Linked DNA regions of Homo sapiens: region 1 is linked to region 2. Evidence: chromatin loops called from intact Hi-C (ENCODE). Cell type or tissue: dorsolateral prefrontal cortex. All regions are shown on one strand. Each heading gives the region's core, and the rest is flanking DNA. Links, peaks and the distances in the headings are about the cores only.

Evidence for each region. A loop is a pair of places that touch in the nucleus more often than their neighbours do. Peaks named below come from ENCODE experiments on the same cell type or tissue, not always from the same donor. Only the 100,000 strongest peaks of a DNase experiment are listed, where the experiment ranks them.
Region 1: a loop joins it to region 2, with 1.8 times the contacts of the local background. A loop is called at or near these places in 2 of 110 quality-filtered maps.

Annotation. Positions count from the first base shown.
Region 1 is chrX:18,490,545-18,500,314 of GRCh38, reverse strand. All of the region lies in intron 1 of CDKL5 (cyclin dependent kinase like 5), which reads right to left. Among named protein-coding and RNA genes, the nearest start is that of CDKL5, 70 kb to the right of the region's middle. In dorsolateral prefrontal cortex, for the core only: no CTCF peak of the experiment used is centred there; no DNase peak of the experiment used is centred there; H3K27ac peaks cover 2,631 bases; H3K27me3 peaks cover 2,933 bases.
Region 2 is chrX:18,440,907-18,450,676 of GRCh38, reverse strand. The region is part of intron 1 of CDKL5 (cyclin dependent kinase like 5); the gene reads right to left. Among named protein-coding and RNA genes, the nearest start is that of CDKL5, 20 kb to the right of the region's middle. RefSeq lists enhancers at 7,599-8,098, 8,099-8,600. In dorsolateral prefrontal cortex, for the core only: no CTCF peak of the experiment used is centred there; no DNase peak of the experiment used is centred there; H3K27me3 peaks cover 3,493 bases.

The sequences.
Region 1 (9,770 bases), core at 570-8,569, 50 kb before region 2:
AGAGTGGAATTGGGAGGTTCCTAACACAAAGAAATGATAAATGCTTGAAATGATGGATACCCCAATTACCCTGATCATTACATATTGTATGCTTGTATCAAAATATAACATGTATCCCATAAATATATACAACTATTAAGTAGCTATAATCATTAAAAATAAAATTTTTATAAATAAGGAGAAAGTTTGATAAATCACCACTCACTTGAAGCCAAAACCCCAGAATATACTCCCAGGATAAGAAAAAACAGAAATAAATCAGCCCTTGGACAAACTTGAACTGTAGGTTTATGTCATCTGGGCGATCTAGATAAAATCTTTAAATGTACTTTGGATTAAGGTGGTTCCACATTCAGATTGTTAAAGCCACCAGTTGTCTGGGTGAAACAAAGAAAAAAAGCAACGCTCTGAGGGAAGATGGCATCAACCAGGCCTCACAATACTGCTACAGATAGTTTCTCATTTACAATGTGCAGTACATAATCAAAGATGGCCAAACACGCAAGGTAAGATACCACGAACAAGAACCAATAGAAACAACTGAAAAAGAAAATGATCCCAAAAGACTTTGGGTCAGGGATAGCCTATAAATGATCAGCAATAGCCTACAAAACAACGGTAGGGTTGATGCAATAAAAACCAGACTGGCCGGGTGCAGTGGCTCACGCCTGTAATCCCAGCACTTTAGGAGGCCGAGGCCGAGGCGGGTGGATCACGAGGTCAGGAGATCCAGACCATCCTGGTTAACATGGTGAAACCCTGTCTCTACTGAAAAAATACAAAAAAATTAGCCGGGCATTGTGGTGGGCGCCTGTAGTCCCAGCTACTCGGGAGGCTGAGGCAGGAGAATGGCATGAACCCGGGAGGCGGAGCTTACAGTGAGCCGAGATCGAGCCACTGCACTCTAGCCTCGGCGACAGAGCGAGACTCCATCTCAAAAAAAAAAAAAAAAACAAAGACTGAACATTGTGACAGAACTAAAAGGTCCAAAAGGTGAAAGATCAAACTATAAAAATAAATTAGAATGCTAGATAGAGAGCATAACAAAAAAAGAGAACTAAATGAAAGAGAAAAATATTAGGATAAAGAAGACATTGAACATGTTTTTAAAATTTGACCAAATGAACATATCAACTATAGCAAAGAACTGCAAAATATCTTTTTCTCCTCTCCAAGCACACATACAACATTCACAAAAACTGATCATATGCTAGGCCATAAAGCAATTCAAAATAAATTACAAGGGCCGGGCACAGTGGCTCGGGCCTGTAATCCCAGTATTTTGGGAGGCTGAGGTAGGCAGATTACTTGAGGCCAGGAGTTCGAGACCAGCCTGGTTAACATGGTGAAATCCTGTCTCTACTAAAAACACAAAACTTAGCCAGGTGTGATGACCACGTGCCTGTAGTCCCAGCTACTCAGGAGGCTGAGGCACGAGAATCACAGAGGATGCAGTGAGCCAAATGGCGCCACTGCACTCCAGCCTGAGCAACAGAGCAAAACTCCATCTCAAAAATAAATAAATAAATAAAATAAATTACAAGGACTGAAGTAAAAGGATGGTCTCTTTCCACAACTAAAGTTGATCAATCACAAAAGAAGTAGTTAGAAAATAATTCTTATGTTTGGAAATAAATACACTCCCAAAATAATCCATATGTCAATCAAGGAAGAAAACATAATACACTTAACAATAACAAAAATACAAATCTATAGAAAGAAAACAATGCTTAAGGAGGAAATTGAGAATCTTATATGCATATATCAGAAAATACTAAAAACTGGAAACATGAACTAAGCATCAAACTCAAGAGGCTAAACAAAAGAAACACAAAATGAGCCCAATGAAAATGTGAAGAAAGAAATGAGTAAGAGCAAAAATTCATGAAACAGAAAACACAAGTAATAAAAAGATCAGGCTGGGAACCTACAGAACTGTGAGCTAATAATATATGGTGTCTTAACATGGCTAAGCATGTGGTAAGTTATTATGCAACAGAAAACTGATACAACAGCATTGTTTCTTTTATATACAGTTTAAAAACAGGCAAAGCTGAACTATAAACTATATTAAGTATGTACATGTAAGTGGTAACTGTATAAAAAAGTGATCAAGGAAGTGTTTATTGTAAAAAAATCAGGATATTAATTACCTCTAAGGAGGGACTGAGATTGAGAAAAGACATATGGCAGCCCGGCATTTTGGAAGGCTGAGGCGGCACTTTGGAAGGCTGAGGCGGAAGGATCACTTAAACCCAGGAGTTTGAGACCAGCCTGGGCAACATAATGAGACCTTGTCTCTACAACAACTTTTTTTTTTTTTTTTTAATTAGCTGGGCGTTGGTGGCGAACACCTCTAGTCCCAGCTACTTGGGAGGCTGAAGTGGGAGGATTCCTTGAGCCTAGGTGATCACAGCTGCGGTGAGCCGTGATTGTGCACTGTGCACTGTGCACTGCCGGGGTGACAGAGAAAGAAAGGAAAGAAAGGAAGGAAGAAAGGGAAAGAGAAAGGGAAAGGGAAAGGCTAGACAAGACAACACAACACAACACAACACAGGAGGGGTTCCTGGGGCACTATTTCTATGTCTTGAGTGATGGTTAAATAGACATTCACTTATAATTGTTCATTAGAGTATATACTTATGTTTAATGTATTTCTACGTTGTTATATTCCATTATAAAACAAGCTTTTAAGACCTCAGAATATTTCTGATAATGATTTCATATATAAATAGTTCCTTCGTCATTTATATGGTATTAAAAAATAATTTTTATCAAAGACAAAGCATTGCAGTATCACATTAAACAAGAAAGTTTAACTGTTCTCTCTCTCGGAAGTTCAAGACACCACATAATGCACTATGTTTAGTGCTGGGTATCACAACAACAAAACCAAAAATTGCCAACAACTGATAACCTGGATAGTGACCACTCACCTAAAACCATGCCAGATGAGGAACTGGTAAGGAAACCAGGTGAGTTTGGCCTCAGTGAGAGATGACTGACATCCAAATGTCTGAAGACTTTGGAAAAAATGGAATCGAGCCAGTGATTTATTCCAGGGGACAGAACTAAGTTCAGTAGTAGAAGCAAAAAGGAGACAAATTTCAGCTCAGTAGTGATTGGAACATGTAAACCAAAAATAAAATCCTAAATTAGCCGGGGGTGGTGGCGTATGTCTGCAATCCCAGCTACTCGGGAGGCTGAGGCAGGAGAATTGCTTGAACCCAGGAGGCAGAGGTTACAGTAAGCCGAGATAGCGCCACTGCACTCCAGCCTGGAAAACAGAGCAAGACTCCATCTCAAAAAGAAAAAAAAAAAAATCCTAAACCCCCCAGCTGACTGAACAAACTCCTTCTTGGCCAAGGGCACCCCAGAGAAACCTGAAAAACTGAATTCCCAGCCAGGAAGAGAGGTCAGACATACCTCGTTATACTCCCTCTTTTTGGATGGCGATCCTAAGACTGGCAAACCAGACACTGTGGCAATAAGATAACAAATTATAAACAACACCTAAGGTCAGGCAAAGCAGGGGTTAAGTCACGCCCTACAAACCATAAAGCCTCATCAGAGATGATTAACCTAGTATAAAGTATAATGTGGCTTACTTTCCAATCTGACTGTGTTATAGCATCACATGACAAATAGCAGACCCTGAAGGCAATCAAAATATTTTACCCCAAAATATATTTCTTTGACATATTTTAAAATAACTGTCACGGGGCCAACAGAATCTCCATAGTGCAGCCAAGCCTTCCCTTTCTGGGCCTTTCCCCCAACCTAGGAGACATTAACTGAGAGCCTGACACCTTTAAGGTCTGAAAAGAGACATTTACCATCTATTCTCCCTGAAAGCTGCTACCTATGAGGCTTTACTACATAACAAGAACCTTGGCCTCCACAACCCCCTTATCTTAACTTTACCATTTCTTTCTACTGACTTCAAGTCTTTAGAAAAAGCTTAACTCTTTCAACCAACTGCGAATCAGAAAATCCTTTAATCCACCTATGATCCCCCACTACCTTGGCTGAACCAATGTACATCATCCTCCAAGTACTGACTGATGATTTTACCTACAATTCTCTCCCTAAAACATATAAAAGCAGACTGCAATCTGATAGCCTAGGACATATTTTGTCAGGGCTCTTGAGACTGTTCCCCAGACCATGGTCACTCACATTAGCTCAGAATAAACCTCTTTAAAATATTTTACAGAGTTTGGTTTTAACATTAACAAAATGATCAATCATCAATGGTTATTCATTCATTCTCATTTTTGTCATACTTGTCAGATGCCTACAATGGGACAGCCACTATTGTAGATACTTCAGGATATAGCGGTGAACAACATGGACCATGCTCCTGCTCTCATGGAGCTAAAGGAGATAGACAATAAATATGATAATTTCAGACAGTGACAAGTATTATAAGGAAATAAAACAGAGTCTTATGATAGAGTTATGGCAGTTGGGAAGGGGAGAGGTCCTTTAGGTAGGAGATCTGGGGAAGGTTGTCTGAGAAGGCAGTATTTCAGAGAAATCTGTCCCATGTAAAAATTCCAAGCCACCAGGGCTATGAGAAGAGTGTTCAAGGCAGTACAAAGAGTCTTAGAGAGTTTGATAAATTCAAGGAACACAGAAGGCCTGTATATCTGAAGCAGAACAGACAAGGAGGAACCTCGCAAGAGGCAGGAAGGGGCCTCTGTAAACAGTTTGTCCCTGGTAGAAAGGAATCCTGTACTAAACTAGATGCCCTCTAAGGTACCTACTAAAGTGAAGATTCTAACTCCCTCAAAAATTGTTTGCGTTTTTGATTACCAGTCACTAACTGTGTAAACAAATAACCAAATGCATTTTAGGTTGGATTTGACTCACACTAAGAAAATACATGTAAAATTAAGCAATGTTTCTGTATTAGCAAACAAGCAGGTATCTAAAGAACTGACAGAAACGTAGGCTTATAATTTATTTCATAGATTATTAGTATTGAATTTAAGAGCTGCCTGGGCCTTGAATGTTTTCTTTGTTACTGAAATTATAATCTTCATCTCAACGGGTCTTTTCTTCTTCCCAAAGAGAGTACAAAATCAGTTGAATCATGAGTTTTGTTTTTGTTCCTGGCATTGTTTTTACACATCCAAATGAGAGAACCATTTTGTCACTGAAAATTGCATAGGAATACATTTGGTACATGACTAAACTTCTGTTATAATAAGAGAGTTCAAATGGTTGGAAAGCATCTTAAAACTCAAGATCCACATACAGAAGAAAACCATTTCTATGGAAGGCACGGCCTTGTGAAAAACACCCTAATTAATTACCCTTTTGTAAAGACTTCTCCATGCTGAATACAAGCAAGGAGATGAAGCACTCCTACTTAGTTTTCTTTCTAGATGGGACCATCTGACCCATAATTAATAGGATCTTCATTTTGCTTTATTCTCCCAAAAGTGGAGAGTAACTTGATTTATCAATCCATCCTTTATAATTCAGTCCCCCCTTATTAAATCAAACAGATATTTGATTATCATGAGTTATACACAATTTACTAGCATAAAAATTTCAAACTACCAAATATGTTATGTGCCTCCCTACCCTTGACCTTCAGAATCCTTCCACAAGGGAGGAAATCCAGTATCAACCCAATGTATCTTCTACCAGCTACTTGATACTTCTCCCAGCACTGCCAATCCTCCTAAACTCCCAGCCCTTCCTAATATGAGGGTCTTTGGATTCAGATTGAAAAACAGAGCTAAGGCTGGGCTGGGTGGCTAACGCCTGTAATCCCAGCACTATGGGAGGCCAAGGCGGGTGGATCACCTGAGGTCAGGCATTAGAGACCAGCCTGGCCAACGTGGCAAAAACCCCATCTCTACTAAAAAAAAAAGAAATACAAAAAATTAACGGGGTATGGTGGCACATGCCTGTAATCCCAGCTACTTGGAAGGCTGAGGCAGGAGAATCACTTGAACCCAGGAGGCGGAGGTTGCAGTGAGCCAAGATCTTGCCATTGCACTCCAGCCTGGGCGACGGAGCAAGACTTTGTCCCCAAAAAAAAAGAAAGAAAGAAAAAGAAAAACAGAGCTAAAATGGGATCAGAGCCAGGGGCGCTGGCTCACGCCTGTAATCCCACCACTTTGGGACGCTGAGGCAGGCCAATCGCTTGACTCCAGGAGTTTGAGACCAGCCTGGGCAACATGGCAAAACCCTGCATCTACAAAAAATTAACCAAGCGTGGTGGTGCATGCCTGAGTCCCAGCTACTCCCAGCTACTCAGGAGGCTGAGGTGGGAGAATCATTTGAACACAGGAAGTCGAAGCTGCAGAGAGCCATGATCACGCCACTGCACTCTAGCCTGGGTGATGAGCAAGACCCTGCCTCAATAAAATAGGATCAGAGAAACTCAGAGTTCATACTAAAACTGTACTATTTCAGATACCCTATTGGTTAAAAGGATTTTGAAGACATCTTCATGAAAATATAAAGATCAATTTTAACACGGTTTCTTTGGGGTAATATTTTCTGAACTGCAAATTCTAAGTAACTGAATTTAAAATAAACTTACAGAAGTTGGGGACCACCTAGATTTTGCTGGATTGATGTGGGTCAGAAAATGTGGTCTGAGTTATTGTCCTCAACTCCAAGAAAAATAAACTTCACATGAAAAAGGAATGGAAGGAACTGAAGTCCAAGACTTGAAGAACACCTACAGGCTTTAAATGAATTCAAGACCATTGACCTGGATAAATTTCATGTTTGAAATGCTTTAAGACTTTCAAAATGGAATTGCTGAAATTTAGTAGTCTTGGGAAAATCACAGGGAAAAGAAGAGGAGAACAAAGACTGGCCAAGAGCAAATGTCCCATTTTCCAGAAAGGGCAAAACAGTACATTCTGTAAACTCTACACCTAAGGGTTTATAGTTAAGCAATCATTCAATGTTTTGAGAGCTAACCATGTACCGGGTACTATGATAGATTCTGGGACATAACAGTAAAGAAAACAGACAAGATCCCTATCTCATAGAGCTTAATCAAAGACTCACACAGTAAGTATAAAACAGTAAATATTAGTGCTATGAAAGAGATATAAGTTGCTGGAAGGGCTTATGACAGGGGTTTCCCACCTATTAGGAAGAGTTGTTGGCTCTCTTAGAGAAAGCAATTAGTGAGCTGAGGCCTGTAGAATAATTCAACATAAACTCATGGAAGAAGGGGGATGCTCCAGGAGAAAATAATTTATGCTAAAGCCCCAAGTCAGGAGGGAACAGGGTGACACAAGAGACCCACAGGTGAGGTGGGGAGGGGTGGGGGTCAATAACATAGTACAAGGTGAGGCTGGAGAAACAGCAGGTTGGGCTATTTCAAGAAGCATAATCTTTGCCATGGGACATAAGGACTTACAGGAGGGTTTTGAACAAGAATAGGAGGGGTGGATTCAGGGAGTGGTATGACAATCTGATTATTTGCAGTTTGAAAAGATCACATAAGCTACAGAGTAGAGAATGGCTCAGTACCTGGAACGGGAGACATCAGTTTTGGGGTAGAACAGCTAGGAAGCCATGGCAGCCACCCAGGTGAAAGATAAGGGGAGGATGGACTAAATTGGTGGATATTAAGAGAAATGAATAGATTTGGGACATGTTGGAGAGGAAGTCAATACCACTGAGGATGGATTAGAGACAGGGAGGGAGGGAAAGAGGAGGCAAGGATAACTTCTTGGTTTTGGGCTTGGGCTATGTATGAGTAGAGACACATGAGAGGTGCTGTTTCTTCACTGAGGAAGACTAGAAGAGAAGGAGGTTAAAGGAAGGATAGAAATCCAAGGTTCCATTTGTCAAGTTAAGGTTGAGTTTAGATATCCATAAAAATGGAAAAGGTACAAACTACAGGAAAAATAGAAATGAAAACCTGAGGAAAAGAATCTGCAACTTATATCACAAAGTTAAACTCAATACACAGAAGGCTACTCCTGCTCATTAAGAGGGGCGGAAACCCAATTTTTAAAATGGGCAAAGTGATATGAACAAATAGTTCAGAGAAAAAGAAACACAAATGGCTCTTAAACATAAAAAAGTTACTCAAATTTACATATAATACAAATAGAAGATTAAAACCACACTGAGATACAATTTTTTACATTAGCAAAAACCAAAAATAACATACCATGCTGATGAGAGCATGAGAGAATTAAGCTTGCTCATACACTGCTGGTGGGAATATATATCAAATTGGAAACCAATTTGATAAAATCCTTCAAAACTAAAAACATATTCTAATGACACAGCAATTACATTTCCAGAATTTATCCCCAGAAACACATACACACACACCACATAATGTATACATACATTATTCACTGCAACATTGTTTGCAAAAACAAGAATGGAAACAGTCTAAATACACATCAACAAGGGCCTAGTTAAATGAATTACAGTACACCCATTCAAATATTTTAAGCTAGAGAGAGAAGTGAAATATGTATGTACAGTACTCTAATCAGCATTTCATAAATTTTAGCTATGTCATCATTAATTTATTATCCAACAAATTAAAATTGTGCTTAAAACTATTTTAATTAAATATCACGTATCTTTTTTGTATCCTGTGGTTCAATATAAGATTATATTGAAAAAAAGGAGTTACTGTTTTTAAAAGTTTGAAAATCCGCTAATTAAAAAGTATAAAAGTACATGGTAGAGGTTATTGATCCTGAAGACATGACGAGATTTCAAACACTGTCAATGACATGGAAAATTCACAAAGGGAGCTTCCAGGCTAAACTTTGTTAATATTTTGAAAAACAGACCCTCTTATCAAGTCTTCAGACTCCTGGTCCTTGTGGCTATAAACTGCAAACTACATGAGAGATTTTCTGAAACCTAGGTTTCTTTCACCAAGCCAAACTATCAGATTTATGGTTGATCTTGACAACTTTTGTTTCCTCATTTAAAAAATAAGGCTCCTCAGTTGGACGATCTCCAAGTTCCTTTTTAGCTTTCAAGTCCCACAATTTAATTCTAAACACTAGGACCCTTTCAAATTGAAAATGAGCACAAAAATCCTCAATAAATAAATGTCAATTCCTAAGGCACCAATATAAAATATATAAAGCCTACCCTCTTTTTTCATTACGGTTCCAAATCATTTACCAAGGTAAGCTTCCAGAGCAATTGAGTAAATTCATTCTAAACAAGGGAAGGCACGGAGTGATTATCTTTCAGCATATTTCAGAGAAACAGGAAAAACAAAGTAAGTGGAATACCACTGGCCAAACAGCTGGTGATGAAGCTATTCCTGTGAGGGTCACTTATGTCAAAGGGAAAAAACATAGTAATAATGACTAGACAGCAGCAACTTTGCGAGGCATGGACAGGAAGTCTGGGATGTTTTCCAAATGTATTGGAAGTTATTTTTATTTACAGAGATATTTGTGTCCTATTTAAAATATAGAAGAAACTGAAGAAAAATCAAGCGAAAATCTTTGCACTTCCTCAATTGTTTGTGCTGCTAACTTCAGAAGGGTACGTAAAATTACTTTGGCCATACAAATAATAGTCAAAAATACAAGCAATTTCATCAAGACCATTAATTGATAAAAGCATTCAATTAAATTCCAAAGAGATCTGAGAAGCTGACTAATAAATAATAACAATTTAAAAAAGAAAAGATAGATTCTTTCCCTCAAAGAGGATACAATTTTTTAAAAAGATATGGTTAAGAGCACTTTTGAGTTATAGCTTTCCCGCATACTACCTTAATGATGAGCTCA
Region 2 (9,770 bases), core at 1,059-9,058:
CTTGAACCCAGGAGGCGGAGGTTGCAGTGAGCCAAGACTGCGCCATTGCACTCCAGCCTGGGCAACAAGAGCAAAACTCTGTCTCAAAAAAAAAGCCTCAAAATGTAACTATATATATAGTATGCTAATATTTATCCCTGGACAGGAAGCAGCCTAAAACATCTCTGTATCCCTCAAGGTATTTGGCATACTGTCCTTCATCGAACAAGGGTTCAGTAAAAACAACTTTTTGTCTAAGGTGTGGAGTACTGTAGTCATTTTAATAATCTGGCAAAGAAGAAAGAATGAATAACAGGAACTAGTATTTAATGCTGCCTATTATGTACCAAGTACTGTGTTGGGCACTTCACCTATGTTATTTAGTTTAATTTTCACAGCCACCGCATGAGGTATGTATTAACCAAAAAACCAGGAGTAGATTTTCATTTTCCAAGAATCAGAACATAATAAATCTACACTAAAAACTGAGCAACATATCTTACATTTGGCAGCATCTGCTTATTTCACTTCAAAAGAATTAAGGGGACCGGGCCATATCTTACATTTGGCAGCATCTGCTTATTTCACTTCAAAAGAATTAAGGGGACCGGGCACAGTGGCTCATGCCTGTAATCCCAGCACTTTGGGAGGCCGAGGCGGGCAGATCACGAGGTCAAGAGATCGAGACCATCCTGGCCAACATGGTGAAACCCCGACTCTACTAAAAATACAAAAATTAGCTGCGCGTGGTGGCATGCGCCGGTAGTCCCAGCTACTCGGAAGGCCGAGGCAGGGGAATCGCTTGAACATGGGAGGTGGAGGTTGCAGTGAGCCAAGATTGCGCCACTGCACTCCAGCCTGGAGACAGAGTGAGCCTCCGTCTCCAAAAAAAAAAAAAAAGAATTAAGGGAATCGTATTAAGGGGAAAAAACTTTTATTAACATGAAAAGAAAATGCAGGAAAAAATATAAATGGGCAACAAATGAATCTTATAAATGTTCAATCTTACTAGTAATTTTTAAAATCCAACAAAAAAACAATAAGGAGAAACCATGCGGCCAGAATGGCCAACAGAGAAAAATTAACAGACTTTTCCTTCAGGAGAATCAGCAGTATTTCCTCTACATCTTTCACAAGTGTAGCACATTCCCATGTGAATCATCTACCATCACCACCCAGTGATTCTGGGGGGCGGCAGGGGGGAAGGGCAGGATATAAGGCCAGTATCTTAATAAAATGATCAAAGGTGTACACAATGATTCACTTTAAAAGACATTCTCGGCCATGATGTCTGCAATAGAGAAAAGGGGGAAACCCACGAAGACAGGGCACTGAAGCTCTACTTTAAAATGGCTGACCAAACACACATTTACCTTTCCTCCCACACCAAAACTCAGTGAAATAAGCGAAAGAAATAAAAAATTAATCCAGAGCAGCCCTGAGAATCTAGGAGATGCTCTCAGCACATAGATCAGTGAGGAATTCCAAGGAGCACTGAAGCAAGTTAAAATAGATGGCAAAACCCAAAGAAAACAGGCTCTCAGGCCGGGCGCAGTGGCTCACGCCTGTAATCCCAGCACTTTGGGAGGCCAAGGCGGGTGGGTCATGAGGTCAGGAGTTCAAGACCAGCTTGGCCAAGATGGTGAAATCCTGCCTCTACTAAAAATACAAAAAAATTAGCCAGTCATGGTGGCGGGCGCCTGTAATCCCAGCTACTCAGGAGGCTGAGGCAGAGAATTGCTTGAACCCAGGAGGCAGAGGTTGCAGTGAGCTGAGATCGTGCCACTGCACTCCAGCCTGGGCAACAGAGTGAGACTTCGTCTCAAAAATAAATAAATAAATTTAAAAAAATAAAGAAAAGAGGCTCTCCCTCCAAAGATACATTTTTCCAGAAGAACCCCTGAAAGGTAATAAAATAGAGGAAGTAGGGACTGAGGAAAGAAACAACTGAAGAGCTGTGAAACACCCTTGCCAATGTCCCCTCCCTACCTTCTTTCAACAAGACTAATGCAGCATTTACCAAGCCCTGGCTCTCTGAAATAATTCAGACATCCTTACTCCTCATAATGTTGAGGCCACAGAAGTGGGGCAAGGTGCCAATTAACTGTAGCTTCCATGAGGAATGGGGAATCTCACCACTCAGAAGGCAAGCAACCCACATATTCAATAGAAAAATACTGCATTCCAGGCAAAAGACAAAAAGTAAAGACATCAAGTATGAAACAAAATTGTATAGGAACCTATACGTGCCGGAGCATAGCGTATGAGGCAGAAGAGAGATGATGTGAGGTTGGAGAGGTGGGTGGGCAGAGACTATATCAAGGAGAGCCTGATGGGCAAAATAAGGGAATTCAGTCTTTCTCTTTCTGTTACCAAGACAGCACCAGTGCAGACTTTCAAGTAGGTGATATGACCTAAATCATATTTTATATCACATTGGCAACTGTAGATAATATATGAACTGGACAAGACCCCACTATCTGTCTTGGGAGCCCAGGTGGATCTCAGAAAACGAAGTTTGAGGAAAAGATGTACTTCACATTAGACATGCTGAGCGTAAGGTACCTATAGAATATTCAGGTGTAGATTTCCAGCAGATTACAAGAGACACTAAAGCCTGGAGGGGAAAAGTCATGGAAGAATTTAAGCCGGGCATGGTGGCTGATGCATGTAATCCCAGTACTTTGGGAGGTCAAGGCAGTTGGATCGCTTAAACCAGGAGTTCTGAGACCAGCCTGGGCAACACAGAGAAACCCCGTTTTTACAGGGTGAGGATACAGTGAGCTGTGATCATGCCATTGCACTCCAGCCAGGGAAACAGAGTGAGACCCTGTCTCAAAAAGAAAAAAAAAAAGAATTTAGAAATTTAGAAAAACATCTGTATATAAGTGCAACTGAAATCCTTGGGGTAACTAAGGTACTTCATGGAGACAATGACCTATGATAATTCTTGGCTAAGAAGTCAAAACCAGGTAACAGCAGTGTGTAAGGAGTAAGTAGATCATCAAGAAGCCCACACAGGAGGGAGGGAAAGAAATACAAGAGAAGGACATGGAGAACAAGGATGACAATGGAATACATTGGTTCAAGGGGATAGTGATTAACAGTGTCAGGTGCAACAAAAATGTCAAGTAAAATTAGGACTAAATGAATCCACTAGATGCAGCACACAAGAGGTCACAGGCATTCTCAGCAAAAACAGTTTAAGCAGCGGTGGGGGTGGGAAGCCAGAAAGCAACAGCTAAAATTTGAAGAGTGAATGAGAGACTACGTGTAAATCGCTCTTTCAGAAGTTTCAGTGAGAAGGGGAGAAGTTAGGTAGCTAGGAGAGGATTGGACATGTGGTTCAGGGAAGGTTTCCTAGGATGAGAATCTTAGGCATAAGATAATGGGCAGAGAAAAACGAAGGAGTCAAAAGTGAGACCCTGAGGATGCAGCAACATTACTCAACCCAGGCACTACTGACATTGTGGACCAGGTAATCCTTTGTCATGGGGCTGTCCTGTACATTGTAGGATATCTACACGCCTCTACCCGTTAGATGCTAGCAGCACATGCATCACCACCACCCCCCAATTGTGACAACCAAAAATGTCTGCAGACACTGCCAAATGTCTCCTGGAGGCAAAATCTTCACCCCTCCTCCCCAAGTGGACAGCCACTGGGAACAGAATGGGGAGAATGAAGGGGAATAACTGATGAGAAAAGACTGCCAAAGAAGCAGCAGTGAAGCCTAAGGCTCCTGGCAAAGGACTGCCTCAAACAGCAGAAGAAGCATCTCATCCCCTGAGACAGGAGGAGAGGGCAACTCTGGAGAAGCAGGGATGACAAACTGGTAGAAGTGTGAAGAAAATCAACCAGATGGCTCAAAGTTCTCAGTGAAGTGGAGGCAAGGTCATGTGCTGAGTATGAGTGGTGATATTTAGTGGCAGATTTGAAAACAGTGGCTAGAGTTTGTAACAACTGTTGGGGTCTGGTAGCTGGCAGGTCACACCAGGGAATACCGACTGGGGTTGGAAAACAGCATACTCCCTTCTTCACTGAGAACGTTAAAATGTATTATACCTTCCCACAGAAATCACATACTGTATATTGATTACAGTCCCAAAGAACTCACAAGTCTATATGAATTTCAACTGCATAAAGGAGAGAACAGACTCCTCAGGCTCACCTGGGAAACAAATCCATTTTTTAAATAACATAGTTCCTATCAGATAATGTGAACTGTGTTCTATACAATCAATGTCCAAAAGAACTTTTGGTAAATAACCTGTTCAAGGTGGGGGTTGTCTGTGGTTACAACTACTTCCCAGTTTTGTTTTTTTGTTTTTTTGTTTTTTTTTTCTGAGACAGAGTTTTGTTCTTGTTGCCCAGGCTGGAGTGCAATGGCGTGGTCTCAGCTCACGGACTGCAACCTCTGCCTCCCAGGTTCAAGCGATTCTCCTGCCTCAGCCTCCCATTACAGGTGCCCGCCCACCATCCCTGGCTAATTTTTTTTTTTTTTTTTTGTATTTTTAGTAGAGACGGGGTTTCACCACGTTGGCCAGGCTGGTCTCAAACTCCTGACCTCAGGTGATCTGCCCACCTCGGCCTCCCAAAGTGCTGGGATTACAAGCCTACTTTCTTGTTCTTAACTGGTAGAACTACTTCCTGATCAACAGTCAGGAAGAAAATAGAATAGAAAGGAGTGGCTGCAAAGACAGAAAAACGTATTAAATGAGATTCTTCATATGATAAACACCTGCTCACCCCTGCCCTCTAAATCAAGGGCTGCAAATGCAAATGATTACAGGACCAGGAAACTGGAGAAGTTTCCTGTATTAGTCCATTCTCACACTGCTTTAAAGATACTACCCAAGATTGGGTAATTTATTTTATAAAGGAAAAAGGTTGAATTGACCCCCAGTTCCGTATGGCTGGGGAGGCCTCAGGAAACTTAACAATCATGGCAGAAGGGGAAGCAGGCACCTTCTCCACAAGGCAGCAGGGCACAGAGTGTAAAGGGTGAAGAGCCCCTTATAAAATCATCAGATCTCATGAGAACTCACAGGAACAGCACGGGGGAAACCGCCCCCATGATCCAGTCACTTCCCACTAAGTCCCTCCCCTTGACATGTGGGGATTACAATTCGAGATCAGATTTGGGTGGAGATACTGAGCCAAAGTATTATCAGTTGCCTGAAGCCTGTGCATGGGAAAGAAGCTGGAGGTGAACCACTAGCACAAAGACAAAGACATAAAGGACTGTCCTTGAGTGAAAAAATAAAAAGAAAAGCTACAAGCACCAGCCCAGCGCTGTGCAGAGAAAGTGACCCAAACAGGCTGGATGCGGTGGCTCATGCCTGTAATCCCAGCACTTTGGGAGGCTGAGGCGGGCAGATCCCTTGAGGTCAGGAGTCCGAGACCAGCCTGACCAACATGGTGAAACCCTGTCTCTACTAAAAATACAAAAATTAGCAGGGCGTGGTGGCGTGTGCCTGTAATCCCAGCTACTCAAGAGGCTGAGGCAGGAGAATCACTTGAACCCGGGAACCAGAGGATGCAGTGAGCTGAGATCGTGCCATTGCACTCCAGCCTAGGCAACAGAGCAAGGCTCCGTCTCAAAAAAAAAAAAAAAAAAAGTGACCCAAACAGAAGGGAAAACCCCAAGTCTGTTCTACACAAATATGGAGTCAAAATTTACACTACTTTCCAGGTGCTGGAGACCCATCTGAGAATAGACCAAAACCTCTCTAGACGCAGTGAACCCAAAGGGTCCCATCAGAGACAAATGCAAAACTAGACCAAAAGAGCATTCCACAACCCGGGCATAGGCAAACAATCGTTAAATTGTCAAATACTGCACACCACACGGAGAAACAGCAAAAATCTTGGAGGGAAGAAGGGAAGCCAAATGGGAGATTTCATTCCTCAAAAATTACAGCTAAGAAAATAATCCAAAGAGGACTTAAACATAACTATATTTTTAAATGTCCAAAGAAAATGCTCTTATGAAAATTTAAAAGCTGATTTGAAAGAAAATTTAAATACAGGTTTGAAAGAAAATGTAACAGAAATTCTTAAATTTGAAAATATATTCGAGGTGGGGCACAGTGGCTCATGCCTGTACATCCCAGCACTTTGGGGGACCAAGGTGGGAGGATCACTTGAGACCAAGAGTTCAACACCAACCTGGGCAACACAGCAAGATCCTATCTTTAAAACATGTATATATATGTTTGTACACACATATATATTTGTATATTTGTATAAATATCAATATTTATATATTTGACTATATATAGCCAAATGTTTTTAGTGAAACCCTCAATAAGTTAACAAATTAACTGCACAGCCAAAGAGGAAATTAGTGAATCGTATGATAGATGTCAAGAGATTAGCCAGAAGAGATAGAAATGTAAATTAAACAACACGAAGGATGTGATGAAAAATCCCAAAACATATCTAAATAATGGTTCCATAAATGGAAAATGGAGACGAAACTATTTTAAAAGATAATGGCTAAGATTTTCTCCCACAGCTGAAGACATCAGGGGTCCTCAGACTAATGGAATACATCAAATAAAAGCAGGATACATAAAACAAATCCACACCTAGAGATATCGCAAAAAAAAAAAACCCTGAAGATCAAAAAAACAAGGAAATAAACAGCAACTCAAAAGTACTGTAAATAAAAAATAAATAAATAAACAAGGAAAAGCTCTTAAAAGTAGCTCAAGAGGAGAGAGAATTACTTACCTACAACGAAATTACAACTAAACTGACTGTTGACTTGTCATTAGCAAATAAAACTAGGCCAGGTGCAGTGGTTCACACCTGTAATCCCAGATCTTTGGGAGGCTGAGGAGGATCACTTGAAGCCAGGAGTTCCAGACCAGCCTAGACCAAAAAACTAAAAATTAACGGGAGCTAAATGATAAGAACTTATGAACACAAGGAAACAACAGAAATTGGGGACTACCTGAGGGTGGAGGATGGGAGGAGGGAGAGGAGCAGAAAAAATGACTATTGGGTACTGGGCTTAATACCTGGGTGATGAAATAATCTGTACAACAAACCCCTAAGACATGTGTTTACCTATGTAACAAACCTTCAGGTGTACCCCCAAACCTAAAATAAAAGTTAAACAAAATTTAAAAATCTGTCAAAACACAAAAGAATAACATTAACTATCCCCCTCTACCTGAGGGGAAGGGTGAGAGGAAGGAGAGGAGCAGAAAAGATAACTACTAGGTACTGGGCTTATTACCTGGATGATGAAATAATATGTACAACAAACCCCTGTGACATGTGTTTACCTATGTAACAAAACTTCACATGTAGCCCCAAACTTAAAAGTTAAAAAAAATTTACAAATTTGTCAAAACACAAGAGAATAACATCAAAGTACTCGGGGAAAGGAATTAACCCAAAATTCTGGACCCAGCTCAACAACCATTCAAGGGAAAAAGTGAAGTACAGACACTTTCACAAACACCAAAACCAAATTTACTATTAAGGGGCCCTTACTGAAATAATTAAGAACATTTTTTAATAAAGAAGGAAGAAACTGAACCAAGAAGGAAGAAATGGAGTGAAGGAAGAATGGTGAGCAAAGAAACCTGAAAAGCACATGAGTAAATATTCACTATTTTTATTGGTGTAAGGTGGCTTAAATAAGGCAAAACTAACACATAAATAACATTAACATGGAAGAGGGGCTGACGGTTAAGGAGTAAATCATTCCAAACTCTTGGTCTTATTCAGGAGGACAGGAATAATAATTAAGCTTAGACTTAAGGAAACGCTCATGTTAAAATTTTAAGAGTAACCAAATTTCTGGCTTAAACCCTGGAATAAGAGAACTACAATGAAAAAGAGCTGAACTAATTTCAAATTCAAGACTTTCTTTAAACCCAACAGAGCGCTAGGCGCGGTGGCTCACACCTGTAATCCCAGCACTTTGGGAGGCCGAGGCGGGCGGATCACGAGGTCAAGAGATTGAGATCATCCTGGCTAACATGGTGAAACCCCGTCTCTACCAAAAATACAAAAAAAGTAGCCGGGCGTGGAGGCGGGCACCTGTAGTCCCAGCTACTCGGGAGGCTGAGGCAGGAGAATGGCGTGAACCCGGGAGGCGGAGCTTGCAGTGAGCCGAGATCGCGCCACAGCACTTCAGCCTGGGCGAAAGAGCGAAACTCCGCCTCAAAACAAAACAAAACAAAACAAAACAAAACAAAACAAAACAAAAAAACCAACAGAGCAACCAGTTGGCTCAAAAACTAAGGAGAGTACCTGAAGGGAGAGAGGAGACGACCATGTGCTCGCCTGTTGGAGAGTACAGCTGGACACCAAAAAGAACGGGTAGAAGAGTCAGTAAATGCGTGAAATCCAATGTGGCTTGCTGAAAAGATAGTGTGAAACCACTGGGGGTCACAGAAATTGAGGATATGATACCTCAACTTCCTGTAGGGTCTTCCTCCTCCAACTCCCCCACCCCACTCACTCAGAGCTCTAAAGAGTCCTGAGGTAGGCTCATTGTGATGCAAACCTGGGGGTGGGCAGCAGCTAAGCCTGAGAGGCTGGACACTACCCTCAGATCACTCTCCCCTATCTCCACTCAGGAAGACAAGCCTTCACTGTGACAGAAAGGACAATGGTTACTTCTACCCTTAAGACAATAGTGAAAAATCAGAGCAGCAGGGAGGAGGGGTGGGGGCCCAAGTCCTGGGAGAGGGGTAGGATTCCACATTGAGCCCAATACAACAGCCAGGGAAGGGGCAAGATCCTGAGAGTCAGGCCTGAAACTGAGGCTTAATCAAGAACAGAGACCACATCCTATCACCCCTCCCCACCTCCAAGCAAACAAACTTCCAGGAACAGTAAGAGCAGAATATCACTGAGAAAGGGACGGGAGAAAATCAAGAGTATGTAAAGAGACCCTCACTAAAGCACACTTCGAAGGGGAGACCTGAAATTTAGACTGGAACAGACACTGTTCTGGTAAACCAATTCCCACCCTGATCACAAAGTATCTCTAAGAGAATTTGAAAACTGGGGTACACTAGGTTAACCATAACAACACAAAAAAACTCAAATCCAGCCCAATGTAACAGTGAAAAGGAAGCCTAGCATGACTAACATCATTTTGCTTCTAAGCCCCCCCACCACCACCCAGTGAAACCATCTAACTATGGGAGAAATTCAGTTTATAGTTTAAAGCAAATAGTCCCTTCTGAAAACCCCTGAAGAGATAGGGGCAGTGTACACACAAGTAACAACGTTGTTAATGATTTTTTTTTTTGAGACAGGGTCTCACTCTGTCACCCAGGCTAGAGTGCAGTGGTGCAATCATGGCTCACTGCAGCCTCGACCTCCTGGGCTCAGGTGATCCTCCCACCTCAGCCTCCTGAGTAGCGGGACTACAGGTGTGTGCCACCACACCCAGCTAATTTTTGTATTTTTGATAGAGACGGTGTTTCACCATGTTGCCCAGGCTGGTCTTGAACTCCTAGACTCAAGTTATCTGCCTGACTCGGCTTCCCAAAGTGCTAGGATTACAGGAGTGAGCCACCATGCCCAGCCATGTTAAAGATTTATAGTATTGTGACCTGACCAAGGACAAAGAAGTTTCACAACCTCCACAGACCCTCACTGCCACCTAGATGTCTGTGGTCATCATAGTCATCTCTTGACCTCAACCTCCTCCCTCTTCCCTCTTCCTCTAACATAAAAGGAGGCGAAAATTCATATTAAGATGGTTCTTTCGGACATTACTAGTCCACCATCTTCTCAGGTTGCTGGCTCTCCAA